Linked DNA regions of Homo sapiens: region 1 is linked to region 2. Evidence: read pairs that join two places in POLR2A ChIA-PET (ENCODE). Cell type or tissue: PC-3. All regions are shown on one strand. Each heading gives the region's core, and the rest is flanking DNA. Links, peaks and the distances in the headings are about the cores only.

Evidence for each region. ChIA-PET counts read pairs that join two places held together with the same protein. Peaks named below come from ENCODE experiments on the same cell type or tissue, not always from the same donor. Only the 100,000 strongest peaks of a DNase experiment are listed, where the experiment ranks them.
Region 1: POLR2A ChIA-PET joins it to region 2 with 5 read pairs; 2 of 35 experiments call an interaction of 5 or more read pairs at or near these places.

What each region holds. Positions count from the first base shown.
Region 1 is chrX:138,016,066-138,021,459 of GRCh38, forward strand. No RefSeq gene overlaps it. Among named protein-coding and RNA genes, the nearest start is that of ZIC3, 450 kb to the left of the region's middle. In PC-3, for the core only: no CTCF peak of the experiment used is centred there; DNase peaks (open chromatin) are centred at 2,216 and 2,516; H3K27ac peaks cover 1,393 bases.
Region 2 is chrX:137,796,184-137,801,577 of GRCh38, forward strand. No RefSeq gene overlaps it. Among named protein-coding and RNA genes, the nearest start is that of ZIC3, 230 kb to the left of the region's middle. In PC-3, for the core only: no CTCF peak of the experiment used is centred there; no DNase peak of the experiment used is centred there.

The DNA of each region.
Region 1 (5,394 bases), core at 309-5,308, 220 kb after region 2:
AAGCTCTTCTTTTCCCTCTCCACTTCCTTCTCTTCCTCCTCTTTGTCCTATTTCTCTTTTCTCCTTTTCTTCTTCCTCTTTTTAATCTCTCCATCCTCCTCCTCCTCCTCTTCATATCCCCATTACCTGATATGTTATATTTGGAAACATCACTTCAATATTCATTCTGGGTGCATATAATGACAACGATTTTAACAGCTATATAGCACTTACTATGTGCCAGACATTATTCTAAGCACTTTACTTTCCTTGACTCATTTAATCTTCAATTAATTTTTGAAAAAATCTAGGCCAATTATGTGCAAGGGTAAAAGCTATGAGGATTATTTAAAGGAAAGTTGTATTAAAATTCAATGAGATATCAGAAAATAGATGGTGTCAACTGAGTTGCAGGACTTATTGGGTATATTTTCTTAACAGGTAAATGGACTTACTCTCATATACTTATCTTTCTTTTTGTTAAAAGGTAGAGTAGGAGCCCAAAAGAGAAAGGATTCCTGGCATGGATGATATAGGCCAACTGAGATCTAAGCCTTATATATAAGGGCTCTCACTTTCCTGGCTCTACCTTCACTTGTACACTGTCGCACTCAATCACAAGCATCAGACTCAGAGGCTTAATCAAGAATACTATTCTAATAGCAGTCTGTACCCTGGGAACAATTTACAAGACCCCCCTTGGTGTCTATGCATGGGCTTCAAGGGGCCTGGGAACCTTGTGAAATTGTATGTATTAGCCTGTGTTTATATGTCTATCTTCCTGAGGGTGGTCGTTAATATATCTCACTAGATTCTTCAAGGGATCTCTGCTCCCTCAATGTCAGAAACTACTACTGTAAAGTACAAAAAAATTAGCTGGGTGTGTGGTGGGCGCCTGTACTCCCAGCTACTCGGGAGGCTGAGGCAGGAGAATGGGTGAACCCGGGAGGTGGAGCTTGCAGTGAGCCGAGATCGTGCCACTGCACTCCAGCCTGGGCGACAGAGTGACACTCCATCTCAAAAAAAAAAAAAAAAAAAGACCAAGGGGAAGACTCACATGTAGTTCGGTTCAGCTCACCATAGTTGGATTACCTTTTGATGTGGAAATTTTGGGGGAGAGATTTTGAAACCATACATTATATGTCCTAAGAAATTACAGCAATGATATGCAGCTAGACAGTAAGTCAAGGATATTAGCATTTGGGGATTCTGAGATCTTAATGAGGCCACTACTCTCAATACTGACAGGAATATATAGGTGGCAGTTGAAGCTATGGATGTGAAATGGTGACTTAGAGACACTCAATAGATGAAAAAGAGCAGAGAGCCAAAGAAGAATCTTCAGGGGACCACAAATGTTAAAAGATAGGTGAAGGAATAAAAATAGCAGCATATAGTATGTTTCAGACACTACTTTAAATATTTATGTTTATTAAGAAATTTAATGTCAGAACAATTTTATGAGGTAGGTACCACTATTCTGCCCATTTTACAGAAGAGGAAACTGGAACACAGAGAAGTTAAGCAACTTAATTAAGGTCACACAGTTGGTAAATGCCATAACTGGGATTCAATCCCAGGCAGTCAGTGTGGCTCCCGGGCTCACACTCTTAACCATTAAACTGTATTGCTTCATTCACTTGGCCATTAGAACATACTGTTTCATTGGTACCTGTCTCCAATGAGTATGTCTCGGATCATAAAGATGCAGATTAACCTTCATATGTCTTTTGGGTTCCTCTCTGGACATAGCACAATGTATGTGCTAATAGGTCCACAACAAATACTTGTTGAATGAGTGGCCTGGGGCACAGACCCACTGCGTAGCTATGGAGTCATTATAAGTAGTCTGTGACCCCATGAAAAGGCACTGAACATTGTCTGGTGATAAAATAAATAGGTTATTAATTACAGCTATTGTAATTTTCACAGATATGCAGTTCCTCTTATTATTCATAAAATACAAATTCATTTAAAAGCATCTTAGAGCTCCTAGTAGCTTTGTGTTATGATGAATTACCTCCATCAATGGAAACTTAAAGTACACCTACTATTATTTGTGATGTTTTTTACAAGAGTCATATTCAAAAAGTAACCACTGAGTTGAGAGCACAATTGAAAAAAACACGTATTAGTCATGATATGCTGAGTTATGTTGGGGTAACAAACATACTCCAAATCTTTGTGATTTAAAACAACAAAGATTTATTTATTGCTCACAGTACATGTCACAAGGCAGCTGGAGTCTCTGTTCCATGTCATCTCACTCCAGGACACAAGATGATGCAACAGCAAACATTTGGAACTTTGCCAGTTGTTGTAGCACAGAAAAAAGAAGGAAATTTATAATTTCTGCTAGCAAGTAACACATATTACTTCAATTACATTTTATTGACCAAAGTAAGTTTCTTTCCCAAGTTTCAGTTTAGATCTGGAGGGAAGTGTCATCCTATCATGTGCTTAGAAAAACAACTAGAAATATTTGGTAAGCAGTGCCAATAACTCTCAAACATGTGGGCTTTACTTTGTACAATGGCTGGGTGAAAAGCAAGTTTGTGTAGTCATCTTTCAGATGATTCAGGGGTGTTTACTTTTTGAGAGAATCCTAATAGCTCATTCATTTTGTAATAAAGGAAGCCCAACTCACAATGCAAATAATCAAGTCCATCATTCCATCCTCTCTTAATTATAGACTTTTGTGTAGTTTATGCCCATATACAAGTTTTTAATAGATGATGTGGCAAGACCTCCAGAGAAAAAGCCATCAAGAAGGAGAAAAAGGAGGACTAGGAGAATCAAGTAAAGGCAAAAGTGGTACCACTTATTATGCCCTCTACTAATGTCACCATAGAATGACATTTGACTCCATCCAGACGAGGCTGGCCAGATTGTCTGTGTTTGCAAGGAGCACCTTTCTTGGCCTCAGACAGTCTGTGTAATATGGGTTAGACTTTTTGAATATTACTCTGTGTCTCTGCTAATAACCATAAGAAACTATGAGGCCAGGTGCAGTGGCTCACACCTGTAATCCGAGCACTTTGAGAGGCTGAAGCAGGCAGATCACGAGGTCAGGAGTTCAAGATCAGCCTGGCCAACATGGCGAAACCCTGTCTCTACTAAAAATACAAAAATTAGCCAGGCATGGTGGGCACCTGTAATCCCAGCTACTCGGTAGGCTGAGGCAGGAGAACTGCTTGAACCTGGGAGGCAGAGGTTGCAGTGAGCTGAGATTGTGCCATTGCACTGCAGCCTGGGCAACAAGAGCAAGACTCTGTCTCAAAACAAACAAACAAATAAGCAAACAAACAAACAAACAAAATAAACACTATGAGGTATGGACCTATTTTTTATGCCAGATATTTAAAAGTTGAGAGATAAATTCATTTGACGTTAAATTAATCATTTAAAAATGAATAAATTAGTGGCATTCAGTACATTCAAAGTGTTGTGCAAACACCATTTCTATCTAGTTTCAAAACATTTTCGTCACCCAAAAATGAAGTTTGTACCCATTAAGCAGTAAATCCTCATTCCCTCTACCCTTCCTTCCCTGGAAACCAGAAATGTGCTCTCTGATTCTTTGTATTTACTTGGATATTTCACATAAATGGAGTAATATAATATATGACCTTTTGTGTCTGCCTTCTTTCACTAAGGATAATGTTTTCAAGGCTTTTCTATATTGTAGCATTCATAGATACATTCCGTTTTGTGGCTGAATAATATTCCTATATATATATCTCACAACTTGTTTATCCATTCATCTGTTGATGGGCATTAGGTTGTTTTCACACTTTGACACTTTGGCTATAGTGAATAGTGCTGCTATGGATATGTGGGCACATGTATTTGAATATCTGTCTTCAATTCTTTTCGATATAAAAATAGGAGTGGAATTTCTGGGTCTCATGATAACTTTCTAAGGAACTGTCAAATTATTTTCCATAGTTGCCGAACCATTTTTGCATTCCCAGCAACAATGTACATATATTCCATTTTTCCACATCCTCAGCAATATGTGTTAATTTCCATTTTTTAAATTGTAGCCATCTTAGTTGGTGTGAGGTGGTAACTCATCGTGGTTTTGGTTTGCACTTCCCTAATTACTAATGATGTGAGGATCTTTTTGTGTGTCTGGGTCTTTTGTAAATCCTCTTTGGGGAAGTGTCTAAGTCCTTTGTTCATTCATTTATTGGGTTTTTTTCTTTGTGTTGTTGAATTGCAGGAGTTCTTTATATATTCTGGATACAAGATTTTTATCAGCTATATAATTTCCAAATATTTTCTCCCATTCTGTAGGTTGTATTTTTACTTCACTTTCTTGATTATGCCCATTGTGTTTTAGAGACAAGGTCTTACTCTGTCACCCAGGCTGGAATGCACGGGACAATCATAGCTTACTGCAGCCATGAATTCCTGGACTCAAGCGATCTTCCCACCTCAGCCTCCCAAATAGCTAGGACTACAGGCACATACTGCCACATCCAACTAACTTTTACATTTTTTTTGTAGAGAGGGGATCTGCTATGATTGCCCAGTCTTGTCTCAAACTCCTGGCCTTAAACAATGCTTCTACCTCAGCTTCACAAAGCACAGACATTACAGGCGTAAACCACCATACCTGGCCTTGATTATGTCCTTTGCTGCACAGAGATTTTCTTGACTGCCAGGAGTTAAGAGAGAAAGAATGAGAAAGAGAGAGAAAGAAGAGTAAGAGAAGGAGAAAGAGGAGGAGGAGCAGGAGGAGGATGAGGAGAAAGAGAAGGAGGAAAGAAATAAATAACAAAACCTCTACCAGTCTTTGCAGATTAGCTCTGTGCTGGCCACTCTGTCAACACTTAACCAGGCTGTTTACAACTCTGACTTACTTTCATTTCTTTGCATTAAGCCTAGAAATCACCCAGAGTTGAAAGCTTAAGGTGTCCTCAGGTCTTCCCTAAGCATCTGAGCATGCACTGTGCCCTAGGCATGCTTGTGGCTTTCTAAATTCCCCAGGACTATCACTGGGACTTTTAAATACCTAAATTTCCCCCCTAAAAACCTCTCTCTGCAGCTGTTCCTCCCGGGCTTCTGGTGGCTTATTGTTTGCCTTTATCATAATCTTTTGCCTCAAGCAGCTGTGGGTTATTCATTTGCCTTACAATGTTTTCCAGCAATGCCCACTGTTTTTAGCCCTGAATGAGTTCTGTGTTAGGTGAAGGAAAGACAAACACTCTGCATCAGTACTTCAGGGAACCCCCAGACATGTTAGAATAGATAAATGCAGTTCTTTGAGAACAAGGTCTGCTCTGCTTTTCCTGTATCCAGGCCCCAGGGTTCCACACTGGGAAAATGAGCTGCTATCTTCAAAACTGCCGCAAATCCAAGGAGGTGTATAGGGCAAGGAGAAAGCAAAAATGCCACAAAACTTTTCTA
Region 2 (5,394 bases), core at 336-5,335:
CCAATGACAAAAACCACATGATTATCTCAATAGATACAGAAAAGGCCTTTGGTAAAATTCAACACCCCTTGATGCAAAAAACTCTCAATAAACTAGGTATTGATGGAGTGTATCTCAAAATAGTAAGAGCTGTTTATGACAAACCCACAGCCAATATCATACTGAATGGGCAAAAGCTGGAAGCATTCCCTTTGAAAACCGGCAAGACAAGGATGCTCTCTCTCACCACTCCTATGCAACATAGTATTAGAAGTTCTGGCCAGGGCAATCAGGCAAAAGAAAGAAATAAAGGGTAGAGAAGAAGAGAAGAGAGGAAGAGAGGAAGTCACATTGTCTTTATTTGCAGATGACATGATTGTATATTTAGAACACCCCATTGTCTCAGCCTCAAATCTCCTTAAGTTGATAAGCAACTTCAGCAAAGTCTCAGGATACAAAACCAATGTGCAAAAATCACAAGCATTCCTATATACCAATAATAGACAAGCAGAGAGCCGAATCATGAGTGAACTCCCATTCCCAATTGCTACAAAGAAAATAAAACACCTAGGAATACAACTTGCAAGGGATGTGAAGGACCTCTTCAAGGAGAACTACAACCACTGCTCAAGGAAATAGGAGAGGACACAAACAAATGGAGAAACATTCCATGCTCATGAATAGGAAAAATCAATATTGTGAACATGGCCATACTGCCCAAAGTAATTTAGAGATTCAATGCTATTCTCATCAAGCTACCATTGACTTTCTTCACAGAATTGGAAAAAACTACTTTAAAGTTCATATGGAACCAAAAAAGAGCCCGTATAGCCAAGACAATCCTAACCCAAAAAAACAAAGCTGGAGGCATCATGCTACCTGATTTCAAACTATACTAAGGCTACAGTAACCAAAACAGCATGGTACTGGTACCATAACAGAGATATAGACCAATGGGGTAGAACAGAGGCCTCAGAAATAACACCACACATCTACATCCATCTGATCTTTGACAAACCTGACAAAAACAAGCAATGGGGAAAGGATTGCCTATTTAATAAAGGGTGTTGGGAAAACTGGCTAGCCGTATGCAGAAAACTGAAACTGGAACCCTTCCTTACAACTTATACAAAAATTAACTCAAGATGAATTAAAGACTTAAACGTAATACCTAAAACCGTAAAAGCCCTAAAAGAAAACCTAGGCAATACCATTCAGGACATAAGCATGGGCACAGACTTCATGACTAAAACACCAAAAGCAATGGCAACAAAAGCCAAAATTGACAAATAGGATCTAGTTAAATTAAAGAGCTTCTGCACAGTAAAAGACACTATCATCAGACTGAACAGGCAACCTACAGAATGGGAGCAAATTTTTGCAATCCATCTGACAAAGGGCTAATATCCAGAATCTACAAGGAACTTAAAAAATTTGCAAGAAAAAAAACAAACAACCTCATCAAAAAGTGGGCAAAGGATATCAACAGTCACTTAGCAAAAGAAGACATTTATGTGGCCAGGAAACATATGAAGAAAAGCTCATCATCACTGGTTATTAGACAAATGCAAATTAAAACCACCATGAGATACCGTCTCATGCCAGTTAGAATGGTGATCATTAAAAAGTCAGGAAACAACAGATGCTAGAGAGGATTTGGAGAAATAGGAATGCTTTACACTGTTGGTGGGAGTGTAAATTAGTGGAAGACAGTGTGGCGATTCTTCAAGGATCTAGAACCAGAAATACCATTTGGCTCAGCAATCCCATTACTGGGTATATACCCAAAGAATTATAAATCATTCTACTATAAAGACACATGAACATGTATGTTTATTGCAGTACTATTCACAATAGCAAAGACTTGGAGCCAACCCAAATGCCTATCAATGATACACTAGATAAAGAAAATGTGACGCATATACACCATGGAATACTATACAACCATAAAAAAGGATGAGTTCATGTCCTTTGCAGGGACATGGATGAAGCTGGAAACCATCATTCTAAGCAAACTAACACAGGAACAGGAAACCAAACACTGCATGTTCTCAGTCATAAGTGGAAGTTGAACAATGAGAGTGCTATCGGGGGAACCCGCCCCCAGTATTTCAACATATGTTCTTTCTATTTTCCCTAGGTGTTGGCTGGCTGAGAAATAAAGAGAAAGAGTACAAAGAGAGGAATTTTACAGCTGGGCCTCTGGGGGTGACATCACATATCAGTAGGATCATGATGCCCACCTGAGCTGCAAAACCAGCAGGTTTTTACTAAGGATTTCAAAAGGGGAGAGGGTGTATGAACAGGGAGTAGATCACAAAGATTACATGCTTCAAAGGGCAAAAAGGAGAACAAAGATCACATGCTTCTGAGGCCAATAAAGATCATAAGGCAAAGGGCAAAAGAACACCTGATAGGGGTCTATGTTTAGCTGTGCACGTATTGTGTTGATAATCATCTTAAACAACGGAAAACAGGGTTCGAGAGTAGAGAACTGGTCTGACCTCAAATTCACCAGGGGTGCGTTTTTTCCCCACCCTAATAAGCCTGAGGGTACTGCAGGAGACCAGGGCGTATTTCAATCCTTATCTCAACAGCGTAAGACAGACACTCCCAGAGAGCTATTTATAGACCTCCCCCTAGGAAAGCATTCCTTCCCCAGGGTATTAATTATTAATATTCCTTGCTGGGAAAAGAATTTAGTGATATCTTCCCTACTTGCATGTCCATTTATAGGCTCTCTGAAAGAAGAAAAATATGGCTCTATTCTGCCCGACCCTGCAGGCAGTCAGACCTTATGGTTGTCTTCCCTTGTTCCCTAAAATCGCTGTTATTCTGCTCTTTTTCAAGGTGCACTGATTTTATATTGTTCAAACACACGTTTTACAATCAATTTGTACAGTTAGATACAATTATCACAGTGGTCCTGAGGTGACGTACATCCTCAGCTTATGAAGATAACAGGATTAAGTGATTAAAGTAAGACAGGCATAAGAAATTATAAGAGTATTATTTGGGAACTGATAAATGTCCATATTAAAATGGAATCTTTGCAATTTATGTTCAGAGATTGCAGTAAAGACAGGCGTAAGGAATTATAAAAGTATTAATTTTGGGAACTGATATTTGTCCATATTAAAATGAGATCTTCACAATTTATGTTCCTCTGCTGCAGCTCCAGCTGGTCCCTCCGTTCGGGGTCCCTGACTTCCCGCAACAGAACACAGGGACACAGGGAGGGGAACATCACACACTGGGGCCTGTTGGGGTGTGGGGGTAGGGTAGGGGAGGGATAGCATTTGGAAAAATATCTAATGTAGATGACGGGCTGATGGGTGCAGCAAACTACCATGGCACATGTATACCTATGTAACAAACCTGCACGTTCTGCACACGTATCCCAAAATGTAAAGGATAGTAATAAAAAAAAAATCCAAGTTAAGGACTAGTTTAACATCCTGGTTTAGTGGTGTTGCTAACGGGGTGGGAATTAGGAGAACATTAGAGTCCTGTCCTATTCTTTGATATATACAATTGATATTTATACAACTTCACAAAATTTTTAAACAAACTGTGCTCCATCTTTCCACTTCTCATCAGAATGCCACTCCTAAGCCCCTCCTATGTAATAATTATAGCACCATCCTAGCCTCACAGTTCCTGGATTATCTCAGTCTAAATTCCTCCCTATTTACTCTACCTTTGTTACTCATCAGTGTGCCTATACCCAGGGTTTCTCACCCTTGGCACTATTGATATATGGGGCTTGATATTTATTTGCTGTGGGGGACTTCCCTGTGCATTTTAGGATATTTAGCAGCATCTCTGGCCTCTACCCACTAGGTGCCAGCAATACCCTCCTCCATCTCCAGACATTGCAAAATGTCCTCTGCAGGACCAAGTTCACCCTGACTGAGAACCACTGGGTTATACCTTATCATCCTAGGCCTGTCTGAGAAAGAAGCCAATATTTTTTGTGTATTCCAACTAGAAGTGTGTGTGTGTGCATGTGTGTGTGTGTTGCACATGTGCATGCGACATGCATGCATACACAGGCATGTGTGTCATGGCTTAAGGTTATTTGGGGTTCGCTACTTTTAACCAAAATAGTCTTGACTAGCATACTGCAAAGGGATAAAAATAATTTAAAAAAAATAATGAGTGCACAATCTTAAACATTAAATTCTAACTTCTTTTGCCTTGTATGCTCTAGTATAAGGGCTATAAAATGATAACGAAGATATTTTCTTTGAATGCAAAATTTATAAAGTTTTTTCTCTTTGGTGTATTTTAATTTTTTAATGTTTCATGCATTATAAAAATAAATATGGTAATTTGTCATTAGGTATTTGTCCACAGAAACTAAAAAAAACAGTTTTATGAAAATGGAAAATGAAAACCATGTGGTCTTATATTCAGGGACTCCCAAGAACACATGCTGATCTGTAAATAAAGATATGTAGAAACAAGAATGTCCTCTACGTAGAAAAATACACAAACCCACAATGAAAACAGATAGCTATTTCTCTTTCTGATCTAAATCTGATGAGCTTAAAAAGAAATATAAATGAGCAGACAGTATGTTTAAAGTAGACAGCTGCTAACAAATCGTGATGACACCAAGCTAACCCTAACTGCATCAGTTTTAGGGCCAAATTTATGTTTAAGGAAAAAAATATTCCAAGTCATTTTATAGATAGGACCTTACTTAAAACTTTTAAAATAGATTACTATTATAGGTTGTTATAAAGATGATTATGAAACCATAATCATGTTTCTCATAATGTAAGTAAAAGCTGAATAGGAATTAATTATAATGAATTACTAGATAAAACTTTAAAAAATTTCTTTCTTTAGAAACTCTTAACACAACCTTGGTTTGAAGACCAACTCTGCCCTTATTGCTCTAAGGACTTGAGTAAAAGTGTATATTTTAAATGCATTTTTAAACCTTTACCTTTTTCTATCAAATTAAAGCATATGCGTGGGTTTAAAAACCAAATATTATTCAAAGACTTGTAATGAGAAACAGCAGTTCCTTGCCCTATGCCTTCTCATTACCCAGTTTTATTTAGTATTTAAAATTTTTATTATGTCTAAAAAATTACACAAGTAATATAAGAATACATTCCCATTGGGAATGAGTCGTCATTCACAAGTACAGAAAGTAAAACGTTCAAGTGCTCCTCTTACATTTCACTCCCCCATCTCACCCTGCTTCCTGAAATAATCATTGTCATCATTTTGATGTGAATGTTTACAAACTTTTCCCTATGGATTTACATGTATATGTACCTACAAATTCGTTTGGTTACCTTATTGAGATCATATGATAAAAATGGTTTTGCTATTAATACTTTTTTTTACATAATAATATGCTTTGGAGACCTTTCCATGTCAGTGCATATAGACCTA